Regions from separate parts of the Homo sapiens genome. Here region 1 is linked to region 2. The links are chromatin loops, found by intact Hi-C in ENCODE. Cell type or tissue: dorsolateral prefrontal cortex. All regions are shown on one strand. Links, peaks and the distances in the headings refer to the core of each region. The heading gives the core; the rest is flanking DNA.

Region 1 (5,379 bases), core at 63-5,062, 230 kb before region 2:
ATTACACCATCACTGCAGCCCTGGCATCCAAGTTTCTGTGACTCAAAGATAAGAGATCCATACAATTCAACATTGTTGCTCCATATAATTCAACATTGTTATTCCAAGTTATCAAAAAAGCCACTAGTAAGGCCAGGTCTGTAACACCAGCACTTTGGGAGGCCGAGGTGGGTGGATCACTTGAGGTCAAGAGTTCGAGACCAGCCTGGCCAACATGGTGAAGCCCTGTCTTTACTTAAAATACAAAAAATTAGCCGGGCATGGTGTGCACCTGTAGTCCCAGCTGCTTCAGAGCTGGAGGCAGAAGAATTGCTTGAAGCCGGGAGGCGGAGGTTGCATTGAGCCAACCAAGATCGTGCCATTGTGCTCTGTCCAGCCTAGGCGACAGCGAGACTCTGTCTCAAAAAAATAAAAAATGAAAAGGCCACTAGTATCAGAGCTTCAGAACATTTTAAACAAACTCTCATCCTCAAAATCTTTGGAGAAAGATCACATCTCAAAGAAGAATCCCATGAAGAAATCTATATAACTGTTTACAAGCTTTGTTTCATTTTACATTGTACAAGAGTTATATATTTGGGTCCTTAAATAGCAGATATTGTTGTCCTCCAGCAAGAGGTCACCTTTTGATATTGGTGCCCTCCAACACCAGAAGATGCAAGTGCAAGTCTGTTCATTTCTGTACTTGGCAAACCCAGGTGGAATGGGAGTGAAGTTCATAGGAACGGCTCACCTACTCATTGCAGTTGGTTACCTGCCTCTGCTTCCACAGTAACTAAGAAAGGGCCAAGGGCCAAAACAGGTGCCAAAGCCTGAAGTTCAAAAATCTCTGGAGGCGGCTGGTCGTGGTGGCTCAAGCCTGTAATCCCAGCACTTTGGGAGGCCAAGGTGGGCGGATCACAAGGTCAGGAGATCCAGACCATCCTGGGTAACACAGTGAAACCCCGTCTCTACTAAAAAATATACAAAAATTTAGTGAGGCGTGGTGGTGGGCACCTGTAGTCCCAGCTACTCGGGAGGCTGAGGCAGGAGAATTGCATGAACCCGGGAGGCGGAGGTTGCAGTGAGCGGAGATCGCGCCACTGCACTCCAGCCTGGGCGACAGAGTAAGACTCCGTCTCAAAAAAAAAAAAAAAAATCTCTGGAGAAGAAAAGAAAAAGTCATTTTGAGGGCATATGGTGCTCAAAACGAGAGAATAAAAATGTTCATAACGTATTTAGTACCCGGACAGAAAAGATAAAGTAGAAGTCAGGATTGCTGAAAATGGCCCAGGGGTGCCTATAGATAGACGGGTATGAAGTTGGACCAGTAACACTATAACCACACTAAGATGCTTTTATCTTTCTTCTCTGTATGGTTTACAATTACCATTACAATTCCCGAAAGTAGTGCTAAGAGTTTAAAAGCGAGTGTCTTATGTAGGTATTTGGGTTTTCCATCTTCCATGGCTCAAGTTAATCACCCAGGGGCTGTGCTGCCCCCATTCAGAAAGGTTGTGACCAGGGTACCAGAGGAGGAGCAGGTCACTGGGATAAAATTAAAGAGCATCTCTGGATCTGGCTCTGAAACCTCAATCCTCTTTAAATGATGGAAAGTCGCTCTTTTTATGGAATCTCTTCCCTCATAAAAACAAGTGGACCCTGAAAAGCAGCTGTGCATGTGGCTTTCAACAATGATCTGTGGGCTGCGACGGAGGGTGTGGCCAAGTTTGCCAGTTTTCTGAAAGAACTCACCCCACTGGCCATTGTAGTGTTGGAAATTGTCTTGCTGCTCACGCTTTCCTTAAAAGGCTTCTGATTCCAGAACAGAGTTAGAGAAACTGGGGACGAATAACTCCCCTCTGTCATCCATCACGAAGAGCTGAGCACAGGCGGATTTCTCAGATCAGCTCCTCATTCATTAGTGCGACTCCTGAGGGCCGAGGCTGTGTGTGTGAAGGGACTCGAATGGGGCACCTCCCAGGGCCACAGGAAAAAACACCAGTCACAGACAGGAGAGGATAGCTCAGATGTTGCCATTCAAGAGAGAGCTCTGAAGGCTGAAAACATCAGCCAAACAGCACGGCGGTGAAACACACACAGCCTGTGAATAATAAACTGGACTGGGGCTCCCAGCACTTTCTCTCACTGTGCTGGATTTCAACCACAAGATGGCAGGCGACGGCCCTCAGATCCTCACAGCTTGTCAGATGGCACTCCCAAGAGGTGAGGAAAGCAAGCTCCCACTGTCCTCTCCAATGGCCATCGCCACACTCTTAGGAGGCAGCTATAAGCTACACTCTTGTTGAGATGGAAGGTTCTAGATGTAACTATCCATTTTCAGAACAGGTAAAAACATAGATTTTCTATGTTTTTATGTAAATAATAAACTGTTAAAAAACCATCCTAATTTCATTAGTTATTTTTATTATTTTTTTTTTTTTGAGATGGAGTCTTGCTCTGTTGCCCAGGCTGGAGTGCAGTGGTGTGATCTCGGCTCACTGCAACCTCCGCCTCCCAGTTCAAGCGATTCTCCTGCCTCAGCCTCCTGAGTAGCAGGAACTACAGGTGTGTGTGCCACCATGCCCAGCTAATTTTTTGTATTTCTAGTAGAGATGGGGTTTCACTATGTTGGCCAGGCTGGTCTCAAACTCCTGACCTCAAGTGATCCACCCGCCTCAGCCTCCCCAAGTGCTGGCATTACAGGCATGAGCCACTATGCCCAGCCTCATTAGTTGTTATTTATGATGTTAAAGAAAACATTCTAGAATTTGAGTCAGAGTGCATGAATTCTAGGCGTCACTCTTCTCTAAGATGATACTTGACCCCAGGAAACCACCTCCTGAAGCCTCAGTTTCCACCTTGGTAGAGTGAGAAAACAGGACTTGGATGAACCCTGGGATACCTTCCAGAAACCAAGTCCTGGAGTGAAACAGCACGTGGAGACAGCAGTCTGAAAGGAATGAAGCGGGTCACGAACAAACAGTCCGTAATGCTTCACTTACACTTCATCCTTGGGGAATGGGCTGTTCCACATGGCAGGTTTTCCACATAATTGAATTTTAAATGCTGAAACTTGTTTTCGTTTTAACCGGTAAGGGAAATCTTTCTAAAGTGTATTACATGCTTCTCTGGCTTTTTAAACAGCAAGCTGAGTATAATTTCACCTTTCCTTAATGTCTCTAAGTCATGGTGATGACGACCTCTTACTATATATCCAGTCCTGCACAGAGCGTCAGGCACCTTTGAGCATATTCAGGTAGGCAGGACCCTTATGCTAAATGGCCCCAGAGACTACAGTATCAAGCTACAATTGGCAATTCTTTCTCTCTACCATCTCCTACCTACATCACTACCTGCAGTCATTTTTCCAAGTAACACCTTCTAGCAGCCTCTTGACACTGTTTAAAATCTGCTATAATGCAGACAGAACTCAAGGTTGCCATGGGTAACCAGAGCCTAAGCTTGCAACAACCCTAAATTTAATTTTACATGCAAGTTCAAGGCAGCGGGTACTGTGCTGAAGGTGACTTCTGACCAGGGCTGACATTCCACTGGTCCTCACAGCATGTCATACTTCCGTACCAATTGGCCTGTCGCCCTGAGCCCCCCAGCCCCCTCCTGCCAGCCCAGCATCCTGGCCCCTCTTCTAGGACCACACAGACTTCTCACACTCCCGGAACTCAAAGGTGCTGTCAGGCCCTGCAGGCTCCGGGACCCGGTTCTTGCATCCGCCAGCATCCCTTCCAAATGGGGGTCCCCATGCCACGCCACTCGCTCAATATTGGAATGGACCCCAGTGTCTGGACCAAAGATTATTCTTTGTCTTCCCTGTGGAGTGAACAGGCAGAGTTTGAGGCTCTTCTCTCTCCCTCAAACTCAAAGGGCTTTTCTCAGATGCATGCTGTGCTCTGGGTCCACGTTGCCTGAGGCTGACTGGGTGGGGTGTTACAAGTTACCTCTGGCTGAACAGCTACCATGTGCCAGATGCTGTATTCAGTACATTAGGTAAATCATCTGTCATCCACTCAACAACCCCTTTAGGGAAGTAGCAGCAACAGCCTGTGGCTGAGGTCACCTGCCCCCATCACACACCCACTAAGTAGGTCCAAAAGCCTGACACACCTCTCTCCGAGGCCCGCATTCTTTGCACTGTGCTCTGCTCACGTTTATTACTGTACAAAGATGGCCGGGTGCAGTGGCTCATGCCTGTAATCCCAGCACTTTGGGAGGCTGAGATGGGTGGATCACCTGAGGTCAGAGGTTCAAGACCAGTCTGGCCAACATGGTGAAACCCCGTCTCTACTAAAAATACAAAAAATTAGCCAGGCATAATGGCAGGCACTTGTAATCCCAGCTACTCAAGAGGCTGAGGCAGCAGAATCACTTAAACCCGGGAGGTGGAGGTTGCAGTGAGTCGAGATCGCGCCGTTGCACTCCAGCCTGGGCAACAAGAGTGAAACTCCGTCTTAAAAAAAAAAAAAAAAAAAACAAAGACGCCCAAAGTTTACATTCTGCAAAAATGCGTTTTAAGCGAAAAGACTTTTACTTTTCAGAAAAGACATTTGTTTCTGTTTTGGTGTGTGGGTTTTGTTTTAATTAATTCCATATTTTGCGACCAATTTGGAACAATCTGTCCTTAGGGAACAGATCTGGTTTACTTATAGAAAGCTAGGAAGTGACTGGCGTTACAAAGTATTCCTTTGTAGGAATGAATCTAGAAAACCTTCCCAGTTCTCCCTGCACCAAACAAGTAAGTAGAACATTCCAGAAAGTCCCCAGAGTGGATGTGATGGAGCTCACAAACAAAAACTTTCCTCCATGAGTTATCAGCTGTGCCTTCAAGATGGGGCAGGTGACATCAAACACCATGAATACTCCCCTTCCCAGAAAGTTCTCTAGAAGTTCCCACCAGGACAAAGCTGCTAACACTCAAAAGAATGAAGGCTTCCTAGGATTACTAGGCATCAGGAGTGCCAGCCAGTGAAAAGGTAGGAATCAGGAACGGGGTCTGTAATTTGGAGGCAGTCACAGGTTTAGGCTCTAAAGCGGGTCTGGGGTACAGAAGTTCTGTCAAACCCATGGCCTTGAATTTTTTGTTCTTTCTCAAAGGATGGACATTCCAAATCGACCCTAAACTAATTTTTGAAGTAAGCAAATCATGACCTCATCTTCCACATACTGTAACTGCTCCTTTCACAGTTAACACACACATGGTTCTCAGAGTGTCCTCATCAAAAAACATCCACAGTGCTCTAAAGTGTCCAGTGTCGGGGAGGAAATCATCCGAAAAATGGACTCCTATAAGGTGACAGGGACAAAATGTCACCTGTACTAGTAGTTTTCTAGGGCGACCACAAACCAGGAGGCTTAAGCAACAGGGATTTACTGTGTCACGGT
Region 2 (5,379 bases), core at 85-5,084:
GAGTCTCGCTCTGGTGCCCAGGCTGGAGTGCAGTGGCGCGATCTTGGCTCACTGCAACCTCCACCTCCTGGGTTCAAGCAATTCTTGTGCCTCAGCCTCCTGAGAAGCTGGGATTACAGGCACCGTGCCTGGCTAATTTTTGTATTTTTAGTAGAGACGGGGCTTCTCCACATTGGCCAGGCTGGCCTTGAACTCCTGACTTCAGGTGGTCTGCCTGCCTCAGCCTCCCAAAGTGCTGGGATTTCAGGTGTGAGCCATCACACCTGGCCACACACCCATATTTAAATGTTAAGAAATCAGCAGCAGTTATTTTACCCATCTGCAGTCTGAGTCTGATGATACGACAGCCTTCTCTCCCTCCCCTTTCCCTTTCCCTTCCTTTCCTTTCCTTTCCTTTCCTTCCTCCTTTCCTTTTTCCTTTTTCCTTTCTCCTCTCCTCTCTTTTCCTCCTATTTATTCCCAATATTGGCTTGGTACTGGGAATATAAAAAAGGATAAAGTATTACCCTTTATCTACAGAAATTATAATCTGGTGCCACTGTACACACTGTACACAACTAAATATAAAACAATTTGAACACAGCGAGAACTGATTCCTATGAAGGAATCAGAATTTACAAGATATCTGGAGACAGAGTACATTGCGTTGGGGCTCAGAACGTACCACACCAAATATGACTGTAAGAGACCAGAATATGCCACCCCAAAATATGCCTCCTTGGCATGTTGCTTATTTTGAGCTGGTTATTTTGAGAAAGTGCAGACACAGGAGTATTTCTGAAAAGTTACCCTTTAAAAAAAAAATTTACATCTTTAAAGGCAGTCTCCATTTGTAACAGTGTCTCTCTCTGCACCAGGGAAAAAGGAAGAGTAAATCAGTAGAGACTCATAACCAATGGAGAAGGCTTACATTTAAATCTGCACAAAAAACCTTACCTTCGTTTTATGGTGTTTTCCAGACCTTTCCCCAAACCCTTCTTTCTTTTTTTCCCGGAATGATGATATTTAAGCTTGAAGTTTAAATGCTTCTTTTGAGATCCACTCTAAATATTGACACATTTCTCAGAGTTTCCTCCCAAATATACATGAGGCATATACGGTAATAAACTGTTTGTTTTTCTCATGTTAATCTCTCTTTTGTTAGAGGTAGTCCCAATTAAGACCTATTAAGGGTAGAGAGAAAATTATTTTTCCATCCCTGCAACTGGGAAGAAGTCTCTGAAGCGGACACTTTTTCACTTTGGCTTGGAGGGCGTGACAGGCAACAGGAGAGGGCTTAATGCAGAGGGGCACAAAGTACCCCAGGGCACAGGTAGGTACTGTGCAAGCCCCTGCATCCAGGGAGGTGGGTGACTTCTGGTCCACTGTGGACCTGACCACACTCTCCCCCAAGATCACTCACAGACACTGGGAGGAGAGTAGGAAGCCTAGGGGTGTTGGGTTAGAACTGGAAACACCTGGGTCGGGGGCAGGGCGGACTGCACGTAATCATGTAATGAGGAATGGCTGTTCATTTCTAGCATAAAAGAGAATGCATTGCAAGCACATTTAAAGAAATGAGTGCTCTATGAATAGTGCTAAATTAAAAATTCTTGGACAAAAGGATGTTCTTCAAGTTCCAGATTATTCAGAAACAAATTTATATGTGCAAACTGGACATGAGCTATTCTTTCATTCAACTGTTATTTATCGGGTGCAGGCTATGGGATGCTGTCAGCATTCAAGGCACTGGGAACCAAAAAAGTTCTTACCCTTGTGTCATATTCTAGTGACACCTATTCAGTTTTAGTTCATCTTTCTAGATTAAAAACACACACACACACACACAACAATTGTCAGAAACCAACTTAAAGATTTGTCAAGACTAATTTAAGTGACTGACCAACAATAGTCAAAAAACTTAGATGCATATGTAATGGGATGTTTTTTAACATTCTTCTTATTAAAAGAAAATTGCATCATTGCCTTTATAGTAATATGTTAAGATCATAAAACTGAAAAGCGCTCCTTTGATAAATCTGGTAGTCTAGGGCCACCTGGTGTCCAAACTATTTAATTACGTTATTTAGCAAAGAAAAAAGAATACTTTTTTTTTTTCTGGTATGATTCCACTTATGGGATGTCCAGACAGGCAAATCCATAGAAACAGAAAGCAGGACAGTGCTTTACTCTTTTAAACTTGAAATTCCCTAATTAAAAGAAGATATTCCCACAATTAAAGATTAGAACTTAAAATATATTAGCCAGGTGTGGTGGCATGCACCTGTTAAGGAACAAAGATTCTGTATTAGTTTCCTATTGCTGCTGTAAAAAATTATCACTAACTTGGTGGTTTAATGCAATACAAGTTTATTACTTTACAATTCTAGGGTCATATGTTCATAATGGGTCTCTAAAATCAAGGTGTCAGCAGGGCTCTGTTCCTTCTAAAGGCCGTAGAGGAGGATCCATGTCTTTCCCCTTTCTACCATCTAGAGGCTGCCTGAATTCTTTGGCGGGCAGTCCCCTACTGTCTTCAGAGCCAGTGATGACTGCTGAGTCTTTTCCATGATGCACCCCCTCTGACGCTACCTCTGGGCCCACCTGGATGATCCAGGCTACTCTCCCCATCTCAAAGTCAGTGGATTTTTTTTCTTTTAACAGAGATGGGGGTCTTGCTGTGTTGCCAGGTTGGTCTCAAACTCCTGAGCTCAAGCAATCCTCCCTCCTTGGCCTCCCAGAGTGCTGGGATTATAGGCATAAGCCACTGCACCTGGTCGTCAGTGGATTTCTTAGTTGCATCTGCAAACTTAATTCTCCCTTGCCCTATAACATAACCTATTCACAGGTTTTGGAGATTTGGATGAGGCCCTCTTTGGGGAAAAGACATTTTTTGCCTATCATAGAGTCCATTAGTTTTTTCTGGAGGCAAATATGCTACTTTTTAAGTTTCAGTTAAATGGGAAAGACATTAAACTGTTTCTCTGTCCCTATTTGTAACTTGGAATCGATGAACAGGAAGAGAAACATTGCTTCTGCCAATGCCTGTAAAATTAACCAAGGGTTTAAAAATCCCCACAGTGAATTTTTATTTATGCTTTCTTTACTAATCTTAGCTAGAAAAACCCAAACTAAATATTAAAAAATGTTGATCTTAAATTAATTCAAGTTGACAAAGACAGGTGTAAGCCCAAATACTGCTTGATAGTACACGAAACATACAAGTAGAAGGTTTTGTTTGTTTGTTTGTTTGTTTACTGGGCAAAATGGTTTTATCTGCAAACTAGTTAGAATGAAGCTCACAAAAATGGAAAAATAGGGACCTCTGAAGGGGATAAAGAAGGAGAAAAGAGGAAGATAACGGGGGTCTGTTTTTTACCTGTACCTCTTCATCACAGTAGCAGGTGAACACCCTGCATATATTGGTCATTGGCCAGCAAGAGCAAGAGTGACCCTCCATACCCAGGAGATTTGAATGGGTTGCTCCTGAAGTGGCCTTCAGAGTGAGGATGATAAACACTGTCCTTCTCTTTTCTGTGAATGTAGGCAGTGTATGCCCATCTAACTTCAATGGAAAATCAGCCAGAAAAAGCGCTTGGATTTTCAATAGTGCTGCCCTGCCTTTTCTGGAATGTCATATATAAGGGGCTATGGTAAGGGGACATCAGTATTATCTAGGTAGAATGAGAAAAAAGAGAATTGAATTATTCAAAGTAATTGAATCATTTTAGAATATTCAACTATTAATAATAATTGAGTATTCAATTATTTCTGTTATAAAAATGCTTTAGCAACTGTTAATAGTGCTGATAGTAGTAAAGAGAGTCTTTCCAGGACCTATGTAAGGCTTTTCTCCAGTTTGAGGAAGCCTTCATGAAAACATTACCTCCAAGAACCTCCTTAAAGTTATGTATTAATTAAAATTTAATAATTTTAATTAATAAATTTAGTAATTAACAATAAGTATAACAATAATTATTTAAAATAATTTAATTAAATATTTAATAATTAAAATTATTAAAGTATTTTAATAAATAGCAGTCATTAAATTGCTAGCTTAAGTCTTGGCAGTATGTGTTATATAGTTTTCATTGTAGAGGTTTTACATGTCTTTTGTTAAAGTTTTTCCTAAGTATTTCGTAAATTTTAATGCTTTTAAAAATGGTAATGCCGGCTGGGCGTGGTGGCTTACACCTGTAATCCCAGCACTTTTGGGAGGCTGAAGCGGGTGGATCACAAGCTCAGGAGATCGAGACCATCCTGGCTAACACGGTGAAACCCCATCTCTACTAAAAAATACAAAAAAATTAGCCAGGCGTGGTGGTGGGCGCCTGTAGTCCCAGCTACTCCGGAGGTTGAGGCAGGAGAATGGCGTGAACCCGGGAGGCGGAGCTTGCAGTGAGCCGAGATCGAGCCATTGCACTCCAGCCTGGGCGACATAACGAAACTCCGTCTCAAAAAAAAAAAAAAAAAAAAAAAAAAAAAAAGGTAATGCCTACCTGGCCCTTTGGAAAATTAAAAAAAGAAAAGAAAAAAATGGTAATGGTTTTATTTATTCCTTTCCAATATGTATGACTTTATTTTTCTTACCTTTTTACACTGGTAAGACCTCCAGTATAATATTGAATAACGGTGGGGAAAGTGAACATTCTTGCTTTGTTCACAGCCATAAGGGAAAGGTAGTCAATATTTCACCATTAAGTATGCTATTATCTTTAGGTTTTTTCCTAGATGACTTTTATCAAGAAGTTCCCTTCTGGTCTTAGTTTACTAAGAGATTTTCATTTTTAAATCATGATGGCTATTATTGAATTTTGTCACAGGCATTTTGTTGCATTTATTGAGATGATCATATGATTTTTCTCCTTTATTCTGTTAGTGTGACAAATAGCAACAATTGATTTTCAAGTGTTAAAGCAACTTTGCATCCCTAAAGTAAACCCCACTTAGTCACAATGTATTATCCTTCCTTTTCATGTATTGCTCCTTTCAACACTCTATTTTCCCTTCCCTTCCCCTCCCTCCCTCCCTCCCTCCCTGCCTCCCTCCCACCTTTCTTTCTTTCTTTCTTTCTTTCTTTCTTTCTTTCTTTCTTTCTTTCTTTCTTTCTTTCTTCCTTCCTTCCTCCCTTCCTTTTCTTTCTTTCTTTTCTTTCTTTCCTTCTTTCTCTCTTTCTCTCTCTCTCTTCCTTTCTCCTTCCTTCCTTTCTTCCTTTCTTTCTCTCTCCTTCTTCTCTTTCTCCTCCTCCTTCTCCTTCTCCTCCTTCTCCTTCTCCTTCTCCTTCTCCTTCTCCTTCTCCTTCTTCTTCTTCTTCTTCCTCTCTCTCTCTCTGTTTTCAGACAGGGTCTCACTCTGTTGCCCAGGCTGGAGTGCAGTAGCGTGATCATGGCTCACTGCAGC

The links. Hi-C counts contacts between places; a loop is a spot of excess contacts. Peaks named below come from ENCODE experiments on the same cell type or tissue, not always from the same donor. Only the 100,000 strongest peaks of a DNase experiment are listed, where the experiment ranks them.
Region 1: a loop joins it to region 2, with 14 times the contacts of the local background. A loop is called at or near these places in 94 of 110 quality-filtered maps.

What each region holds. Positions count from the first base shown.
Region 1 is chr5:31,806,023-31,811,401 of GRCh38, reverse strand. The region is part of intron 2 of PDZD2 (PDZ domain containing 2); the gene reads right to left. Among named protein-coding and RNA genes, the nearest start is that of MIR4279, 130 kb to the left of the region's middle. In dorsolateral prefrontal cortex, for the core only: CTCF peaks have their summits at 1,933 and 2,137 (motif pointing right); a DNase peak (open chromatin) is centred at 2,151; H3K4me3 peaks cover 1,027 bases; H3K27ac peaks cover 816 bases.
Region 2 is chr5:31,578,337-31,583,715 of GRCh38, reverse strand. No RefSeq gene overlaps it. Among named protein-coding and RNA genes, the nearest start is that of C5orf22, 49 kb to the right of the region's middle. In dorsolateral prefrontal cortex, for the core only: CTCF peaks have their summits at 1,813 and 2,019 (motif pointing left); no DNase peak of the experiment used is centred there.